Regions from separate parts of the Homo sapiens genome. Here region 1 is linked to region 2. A link is a contact called in ENCODE Hi-C data. All regions are on one chromosome and are shown on one strand. Each heading gives the region's core, a stretch centred on a gene start or an enhancer-like site at or near the end of the contact. The rest is flanking DNA. Distances are from core to core; before and after follow the strand shown. Region 1 holds the start of CTDP1-DT (CTDP1 divergent transcript). Region 2 holds the start of FBXO15 (F-box protein 15).

The links. Hi-C counts contacts between places; a loop is a spot of excess contacts on that map. Pooled maps may share reads with other maps.
Region 1: a loop to region 2 is called in a pooled map, with 36 times the contacts of the local background. The contact joins the promoter of CTDP1-DT here to the promoter of FBXO15 in region 2. A Hi-C loop is called at or near these places in 2 of 37 single-sample maps with no recorded cell type and 14 of 50 pooled maps.

Annotation. Positions count from the first base shown.
Region 1 is chr18:79,678,047-79,682,519 of GRCh38, reverse strand. CTDP1-DT (CTDP1 divergent transcript) reads left to right here and starts at 2,775. Exons shown (of 5, transcript NR_136643.1): 1 at 2,775-3,126. It overlaps CTDP1 (CTD phosphatase subunit 1), which reads right to left and starts at 2,717. Exons shown (of 13, transcript NM_004715.5): 1 at 2,259-2,717. The coding sequence starts at 2,572. RefSeq lists enhancers at 1-451, 452-960, 2,576-3,084, 3,085-3,592.
Region 2 is chr18:74,145,476-74,150,117 of GRCh38, reverse strand. FBXO15 (F-box protein 15) reads left to right here and starts at 2,284. Exons shown (of 10, transcript NM_001142958.2): 1 at 2,284-2,448. The coding sequence starts at 2,333. TIMM21 (translocase of inner mitochondrial membrane 21) reads right to left here and starts at 1,595. Exons shown (of 6, transcript NM_014177.3): 1 at 1,009-1,595. The coding sequence starts at 1,309. RefSeq lists enhancers at 1,345-1,434, 1,515-1,564, 1,595-1,714 and a silencer at 2,405-2,554.

The sequences.
Region 1 (4,473 bases), core at 1,526-4,025, 5.5 Mb before region 2:
GTGTATAAAGAGCTGCTGAGCTGGAACTCAACGTCCTGGAGAAATCCATCACTGTTGGCTTTAAGCAAAAGCTGCGGAGATTTCTACCTGCAACTCTCTATGGAGAGACGTCAGCAAAGCCACCACAAGTCCACACTGCAGGGCGCTACTCCCATCACAGGGGTGCTGCCAGAGAAACGCACTTGTAACCCACCCTGTTCACAAAATCTGTCAACAAGTGACTGAATCTAGTAATTTTCAACTGTGTTCCACAAAGGTGCAGCAGGCATTTTGGGGAGGCCAACACATACCGGCTCCCAACGGCAGCCCCCCAGAGCCAGGGCAGTGTCATCTGGACCACACGGAGCCGACCGTCAGCAGCATGGACTCCTGCTGCAAATGCACCTCCCGAATTCAGCTGGCTAATGCAACTGCGAGGCAGGAACCTGATTCCAAACAGACGACCAGAACTGCCAGGGCACATGCACACAGGGCTTTAGACTAAAGCCCTTCCAGTCGCTCCTTCCTGGATCTATGGCACCCACGCCCACTGCACGGGCAGGAACACCTCCGGAAATGCTGACGTCACACCACCACCACCACACTCCCCAGAACGCTCATAAAACCCATGTACACAAACCCACAGGAGTACACAGAAACGGGGAAGAAGCCACCTCAAATTCCAGGCAGCACCGTCTGTGGCTTTCTCTAAGGCAAGGATTTACCTGCCGCCCATGGACTGGAGGCAGAGAGATGAGCCTCCTGGAACCAGAGGGACACCTGGTGCCACACAGACGCTCCATCTGAGGAGAAATGATATCACATCAGTGTCTCAAAGGGCCCTGTGAGGTACCCCAAGATCTCAAACAGCACCTCCCTGTAAACACTACTGACTGCTGGGAACCCGTCATCAAGCTCATGACCTGGCTGGCTGACTGACTGATGCACTGGGTTGGTTTTATTCACTAGACTGACTGAACATGGAATTTCAATACTAACTTGCCACATAACCAAGTTACTCACCTGTCTAGGCCAAAGCAGCCCTTTCTGTACAATCAGAGGAACAGAATGAAACCTCAGTAGGGATCTTCCATCCTGGGGTTTTCTGTCCAGGGAATACACCAGCATTGGGATCTGCCTCCACAATCCTCCCAGGTACGGCCAGTGCCCACTGAGGAAGCCGTGAAGGCATTTTCTGGGAGGCAAGGCCCTGAACCTCCCAGCCCCACCCACCAGCACGCAGGGGGCAGGAGTGAGTGCCCGTGCCGAGGGTCAAGGACCCAGGCTCTGTCTCCAAAGGAAGCGGAGCCAGGACGTTCTGGGGCTGTGACGGGAAGACTCCTGTCCCAGTCCTCACTCTTGCGGAACCAGATGCAGAGAAGATCCTCAACAAACACAGGGTCAGGGCAAGCCAAAGGGACGAGGAGCCGCGGCTGCCGAGGAGGGAAGAGAGTGGCATCCCCAGAAGGAGCGGCACCTTTCCCAGAGGGAGCTCACGCCCGGCCCACTGCGGGCTGGAGTGTCCACCTCTCCCTGGAGTTTCTGTTCTCACAATCAAAACTACCAGAGCCAGGCGCACACGCGTGTCCACTTGCCCGCCCATCCCAGAACACAAGGGTAGATTCAAACATGGCTGGACACTTCGGTGCTACGGAAACATATCCCCTTCTGGGGTCAGAGCACAGCTACTGAGAGCTGTGGAGTCTGTCACAACGCCCACGTCACCCTGAAGCAGCCTGCGACAATGCCCACTGTGGTCAACCACGGGGCTACTGCCTTCGCTGCAGGCCTGGGTTCCGCCCGTTCCTTAGCCACGAAACAGAACTGCACCAGGTTTTACAACTGCGTTTCACAAAGTTTACAAAAATTTAAAGATGTGCACACACCCAACAGTTTATATTTCAATAACAGGTCTGGAGCCTGCCTGATGACTCTTGTGCTCACAGCCACCCATGAGTTTTCCTAAGTCACAAAGGTGGAGCTAAAGGAAGGGGCGGGGACTATCACTGCAGAAAGAAAGAAACAAACATAGCTTTTCCAAACAGTAACTTCGTGTCGCTACGCAGGACCCTTTCCTTTTATCTCAAAATGCTCCCCGTTGGTAAAACCACAGGTGGTGACTATCCAGTTTTAGGGGAGAAGCGCAGTGCCTGCGTCCCGCTTTATCGCTCCCTCACCAGGGGCGCCCCTGCCCACCGCGGACGCAGCAGCCCGGGGGTCCTCCAGGATCCCTCCCCGGAGCCGCCCGCCCTCGGCCCCGCCCGGCTCAGCACACTCACCCTGGGGCGACCACCTGGCCCGGCTGCGCGCACAGCTCCCGCACCACGCCCGCGCGCTCCGACCTCAGCCTGCGTTCCGGCCGCGCGGGGCGCACGCAGCCCCCGGAGGCTACACGGGACTGAGAGGCCCCGGAGGACTGCGCGGAGGCGGCGGCCTCGAACACGGCCAGCACCGAGCCGATGCGCACGGCCGCGCCCGCCGCCACCCTCCACTCCAGCAGGCGCAGCGGCGCGGGCCCCGGGCAGCGCACCTCGGCCACAGCCGCCGTCGGGGCGCCCTCGGCAGGAACGCGACCCGCGGCCGGCACCTCCATCGCGGACAGAGGGCGGGCGGGCGGTCGGTACGGGGCCTGCGCTGCGCTCAGAGCGCAGCGCCTACCGCGGCGACACAACCCAGGCGGCGACGCTGTAGTTCCTCTCGGTACCGGCTTCCACCCGTCGCCTAGCCCGCGCCGACTTCCTGGAGGGCGCGTGACGTCACGCAAGGGCGCCGCGTACGTGCGTACGTGCGCGTGTAAATACGAGCGCCGCGCGGGGCCGGAGCCGGCTCCGTCCTGGGACCAACCCTGCGTGCCGGCCGTGAAGAACTGCGTTCCTGAGCCCTACCTACTTTTCCTCGGAGCGCCGGCACCGTGGAGCAGCGGCATGCAACGCGGGCCGCTGTCGCCCAGTCCCAGTGACGGTCTTGGCGCGCTCGGAACTACGTATCCCGGCGTGCACCGCGGACAGAGCATGGCGGGACTACGAGTCCCAGCGTTCAACGCAGGCCTGCGTGCCATTACCCCATCACGCGCTGAGACCCAGCATCCCGAGACTACGAGTTCCGGCATGCACCGCGAGCCGCTCTCCTCCACTCCCATCGCGCACTGTGAGTCGCAACGTCGCGGGACTACGGGTCCCGGCATGCCTTGCGCGCCGCGGGCCCAGAGACGTGAGGCTGTCGGCGTCCTGGTGGCCCCGCCTCGTGTCCCCCCCCGGACCCCACGCCGCGGGAGCTTGGGGGTTGCGGTCTTCTCTTCCTCCGACCTCACCTTCGATGCGGAAGCGCAGGGGCAGGTGCGCCGCCCTCGGCCCGCGCAGGCGGTGGGCCCGTCTGGGGCAAGGCGCCCGGAAGCGCCTGGTTGGTTCAGAAAATCGGACCGCAGCGGGAGGGCGGGCACCGGCGCGTGGTCTCAGTGGCCCCAGGCGAACCCTGATGAGCAGCAGCCGCAAGTGGCTTACTAAAGGAGCCACTTTCTACGTTTGTCTGGAATTTACGTGAATTAAGCTGGCGGGCGGGCGGCCAGGCCTGTAGTCTCAGCACTTTGGGAGGCTCAGCACTTCGGGAGGCTGTGGCGGGCGGATCACCTGAGCCTGGGAGTTGGAGACCAGCCTGCGCAACGTAGCAAGACCCTATCTCTAAAACAGATTCATTAATACTTAGCCAGGCGCGGTGGCTGAGGTCCCAGCTACTCGGCAGGCCCAGGCTGGCCTGAGCCAGACCGCTCTGGACTGTTTTAATTTTTTCAGCCTTAATACCTGCCAGAATTTTTTTTTTACTATGTATCTTTGTCCTTACGTATATAAATTTTATATACAATTGAGATTATCCTGTATTTGCTTTTCCCCCCTCACTTTTATATGGTGACTTTTCTCATGTTAGGCTGAATACTAACATTTTGGAAACTGTCGGCCTGAAAACGAGCGGAGACACAGTTTCTCTAAGTAGAGAGTTTATTTGGGCCACACTTGAGCACAAATTCAAGGCGCCCTGAATGTGTACTCCGATTAGCAGTTAACAGTGGATTTTAAAGGCAAAAAAGGGGGCCAGGGAGTGGACTAATAGGAACTTGTTTGTGAGGAATTCTCACTGGTTTACAGAAATAACATTGATTAGTGACTGACTATATGTTGTTCAGCTATTGAGTGTGGGTATAGTGTCCATTGTGGCGTCATTAGGTTAATTTATAGCTGTTTGTGGCGCTGTTGCCACCAGTAGCAGTTTAAAGAGGTGAACACAGGTCAAGGGGTAGTAGGGCGCGATTGTCGCCTCATTTGAATGTCTCTCTCGGCCTGATAATTAAAAGAACTCGCGTTCCTCAGATAAAAATTCTCTTTTCTCAAAACCATTTAAATGTGGTAATTAGAATGGCCCAGAAGGGGCACAGTGCCTTTTAGCCCTCGCCATTACTTGCTCTTAGGAGTGCATTTTTTGTAGCTGTGGGTTTTTGACTAT
Region 2 (4,642 bases), core at 1,035-3,534:
TCATCAACACATGAGCCGACCTCGTGGGGCTACACTGGGGCGTGCCAAGACATGCCCTCCCAAGTAAAAGACAATTGTACCCTATACCTCCTACCACAATGCTTCATAGGCCTGTTTGAATTCTGGACGCAGCATATTCCATATTTGGGAATGTTGCTCCCATCAATTCACTCAGCCACAAGGACTGTCACGTCTGAATGGGGTGCAGATGAGGGAAGGGGTCCCTAAGCAGGCCTGGTGTGCAGTGCAAGCATGAGCACTGTTGCCTGAGCCAGATGACCTGATGCACATGCTGTTTGCCACTTCTATGCCTTTCACCTCTGCATACAGGTTGTTCCTTCGTGCTGAACTAGTATGAATGAAAAGCTAGGTTTTTGGCATAGTCAGCAGACTCTAAAACAATTGGTATGATCCAATTTTTTGGGTTAAAAATTATTAAAAGGTATGTGTATGAAAGTGCAAAATGTTAAAAATAGTCATCTTCGTGTGGTATAATCATGGCGGTCTAAATTGCTTTGTCTTTTTTTTTCCTACAAATCACATGCGAAATGAAGACATTAAAAAAAAATCTTAAAATATCTGTGAATACATCTCTGACTTTCCCTGACAACTTACATTCCATCCTCCCTATTTTATGTTTTTCTATTACTGCAGGTAACATGTGAAAGTTTTCCCTACCAGTTATGAGTCAATAATCTCTCTCTCTCTCTTTTTATCCTATCCAATTACTCTTTATTATATGTAACAGAGCCAATATAACTTGAGAAAAATTTCCCAAACATAATGAAAAAAAGTTATATCAAATTCAAGATCAACTTTCACATCTGAGTTCCAATCTGTGAAGAAAACTGTAGATCTATATGTTCTAGTTCTAAATTATGTTTAAACGGTTTTTAAAAATTCATGTGAATTGCTTTTTCACCTTTAGCAGTGAACTTGGTATAAAAGGGCATTGGCAGCTCTTGTCATGTCTGTTGAAAGCCCAATCATTAAAGTACTCCTTTTTACCTTTTTGTGATGTTGGGACGGCGGTTCCCCCTCTCTGACTCCTGTGCACAGACACTTGTTTGCTGCCATCCTCCTTTGCTTTTCGGGGGCTCGGTCCCTGCGTCCAGATGGTTTTCTGGGTGACTCCAAGAATACATCTAGGTCGCAGCGTTTTCTTTTGATATTGAAGCCCACATCTCAAACTGGGCTCAGTCTTCAAGCACGCTTTGTTAAGCACGATGTATGGCAAAAGCAATCGCTTTGCCGAGGACCTGTGCAGCTTCTCCGTATACTGTACGGCTCGTAGAAAAGTACAAATCATGTTCACGGAAAATCGTTCCGCTTAGGGACGATGCTAACTACAATTAGGAAAGCTTTAGGGTTCACTACACATGCGGCCGGACACGTACTCAAGCCTATACGTTTACATTACATGGGGTGTTAGGCAAAAACGTCAGTTTCCGCAGCGTAAATGAAAACGAAAAGTCTCCAGGGAGAACCTGATGTCTACCTTCCCTTCTGTCTTCTTTCCATTTTAATTAACAGGCTCTGATCACCTTCTGGGCTGACATTCACAGTGTCCCCGCCATGCCTTCGCAAAGTCACCTGGGAAACCCCCGTCTTCCTGGGAATAGTAGTTTGAAAACCTCGCTCTTAACTGGGATACGGCAAAGAGGCGCGCAAAAGAGACTACATCTCCCACAATTCAAGGCGGCCAGAGCACGGCGCAGGTCCTTCCCGCGCCCCCAGACGCCTCCGCGCCCAGCGTCGGCGCAGACGCTGCGCGTCCCTGGAGCGGCGGAAAGTGGGGTGTTGGTGGGGGAATTGGTACCACCCACCCTACGTGGTTCAGGCGGGACTTGCAAAAGCCAAATTAGCAGTTACAATCTACGTGTTTTCCTGATCCTTATAGAGAGGACTGTGCACAGTGGGAAATACCCCCTTGGACTGTGGTCTTGCCAATTCCGCGTGGGCAAATGATTTAGTTTTTGCGTTTTACTGTGTTTTCAGAAAAACTGGACAATAAAGAGTCAGCAAGTGGGGATGAACGAGGCCGCTGCAAAGCAGGCACCGGTTTCCTAAATGGTTAAGCCGCGAACTTGGCTTGGCGCCCTAGGCGGCAGAATGTTAGGGGTGGGTAAGGAAGCCGAGGCCCGGAAGTTTCTAGAAGCCCGCTCTGTGAGCGGGTGTCTGGCGCGGTGCCGTCTGCGCAAGGGTGGGCATACCGTTACTTTTGCTCACGCGCGCATGCGCATAAGGGGTGTGGCGACGTGCGGGCGTGGGGGCGGTGCGTGCACTCTTCGTTTCAGCCCTGGCGCGGTCCTGTGGTGAACTCCTTGTCTCTATGGCGACTGGACGCGGTCGGATCTTGCAGCAGCACTGGCTCGGCCTCCAGACGCTGCGCGGGCCCAGCAGGGGCGGTGGCGCGGCCCGGGGGCGCGCCAGGGCCTTTGGGTGCAGGTGACTGTAGGGCCTGCGGGTGGGGTCCCCTGGCGGGAAGCCCGTCACTGCGCGGCCCCGCTCTCTTCACCGTGTATTTTATTCGTCCAGCTTGGCGCAAGGCCCGTGGCCGTCTTCAACGTGAGAAGGGTATGGAAGAACGACCGGAGGAAATCCTTTCTACCCTGCAACGTGGGGTACCCTAAGTTATGACACAAATAGAGTAGCCTCTCGGGGAAATATTTTTTCTTGCGGCGCCTGTGGCCGGGGATGCGCGCACCTGCCAGGACAGGTGCAGGTCCAAGAGGTCGTTTCTCCGGGATGCGTGCCCTAAATTCACGTGTGCTCCGCCCCTGCCTTCGTATTTTCGCTCTTCTGTAACCAAGAATCTCCCTTCGTGTTTTTCATGACCTTACAACTTAGGGAAGTAGAGTCTGTTCATCAAAACCTTATCAGTTGACACCCTCATCCCCCAAGCAGATACCTCGGGCAGGCAGGTTGGTCTGGCGGGTGGGGGGCAGCACTTTCTGCACCTCCAACGTCAAGGCTAAGTTGCCATCTACATTGCCAGGTCTTGCTCATCTGCTTTCCAGAAGCATCTTCAGCGTGAAGAAGTAAAATGAGCCAGTGCATCAGAAGTATCAGCATGCATAATGGTACCTTATGAAATCCCTCTCATTATATCGTGAGCTGTTCCCTAGCTGTGTACCCATCACTGCAGTTAGTTTACAGATGGAGGGATAATGCCAAGAATGGTTTACATTCTTGAGGATTATCTTTCTGCTTGTAAGACTCCTTGATTTATAAATAGGGAAAGTCATGCATATTTTGCCTTCTAATAAACCAATGGTCTATGTTTAAGCACACAAAGGGAGTCTATTACATACTAGTTGAACTACTTGTTTTTTCCCCCTGAATCTCCAGAACTATGTCCTGTGTCCTCTCTAGGTCTCCATTACTTCCACTTACCTGTTTTCAGAAGCCCAGCCCTGTTGCTTAGTGCTGTGATAATAGTTCTTAATTGAATACCTATAATGCTAGACATACCACAAGCCTTGTCACAAATAGAATGGTGACAATGCCTGCAAAAATTCTTTTATGTAGGAGAAAAAGCAGGAATTTAAATAGGAAACTTGAACTTTTAATCAATTTGCTGCTATTACTAAAATTAGTCTTTACATAGTGCTCTATTAGGGGGAAGCAGAATGATTTTTATATGATGAATCTTTTATCCTTTGTAAGTTGAGTGAACTTCCTGGATTGATATAATTAGAGGGCCTGTCATTATGCCTGGCATGGGAACCTGCATTTCAAGCTGATTTGGAAATGTATGCATTATTTTTGGTAAAGAAAAGTCCGCTGCTAAAAATAGAATGATTGACTATGGTCAAAGCAGGTGGTTATTTTAATATATCGCTGTGGAAAATTAGATGTTGTTAAGGAATCAGTGTTCCCTTTTAACACAAAATGTGAATATGTATAAATATCACAAACTGTAAGAAGTGTAGCAGAAAGCGTATTAAGTTGGCTTAATTTGTACCTGCTGTAATTTATTTGATTTGCCAGATATTTAAAATGAAGCACAGTCATTAGGTTTTTAAAATATTGGACTTATTGAAAGCTATCAGACAAAAACCTGTCACTTGAAAAAAAGTGTTTTCAAACTAAATTTATCTTGCTAAATGTATCAGTGTATGTCTACACTTAACCTTGTAGACGTATAGATTCGCATAAAAACATAAATAGAACTTGCTGATTTGTTAATTATGTGGACCTTAAAAATGTGCAATTGGGGCCGGGTGCAGTGGCTCACGCCTGTGATCCCAGCACTTTGGGAGGCGGAGGCGGGCAGATCTGGAGGTGAGGAGATCGAGACCATCCTGGCTAACACTGTGAAACCCCGTCTCTACTAAAAATACAAAAAAATTAGCCCGGCATGGTGGCGGGCGCCTGTAGGCTCAGGTACTCAGGAGGCTGAGGCAGGAGAATGGCGTGAACCCAGGAGGCGGAGCTTGCAGTGAGCCGAGATAGCGCCACTGCACTCCAGCCTGGGCGACAGAGCCAGACTCTGTCGCAAAAAAAAAAAAAAAAAAAAAGTGCAGTTGGTTTATTTTATGGATAAATAGAAATGTGTTTCCAATAGTGTTAAAAGGTACACTGATAAGATGTATGGTCTCATGTAAGACATGGTACAGAGAGCTCTGACAGGACATTA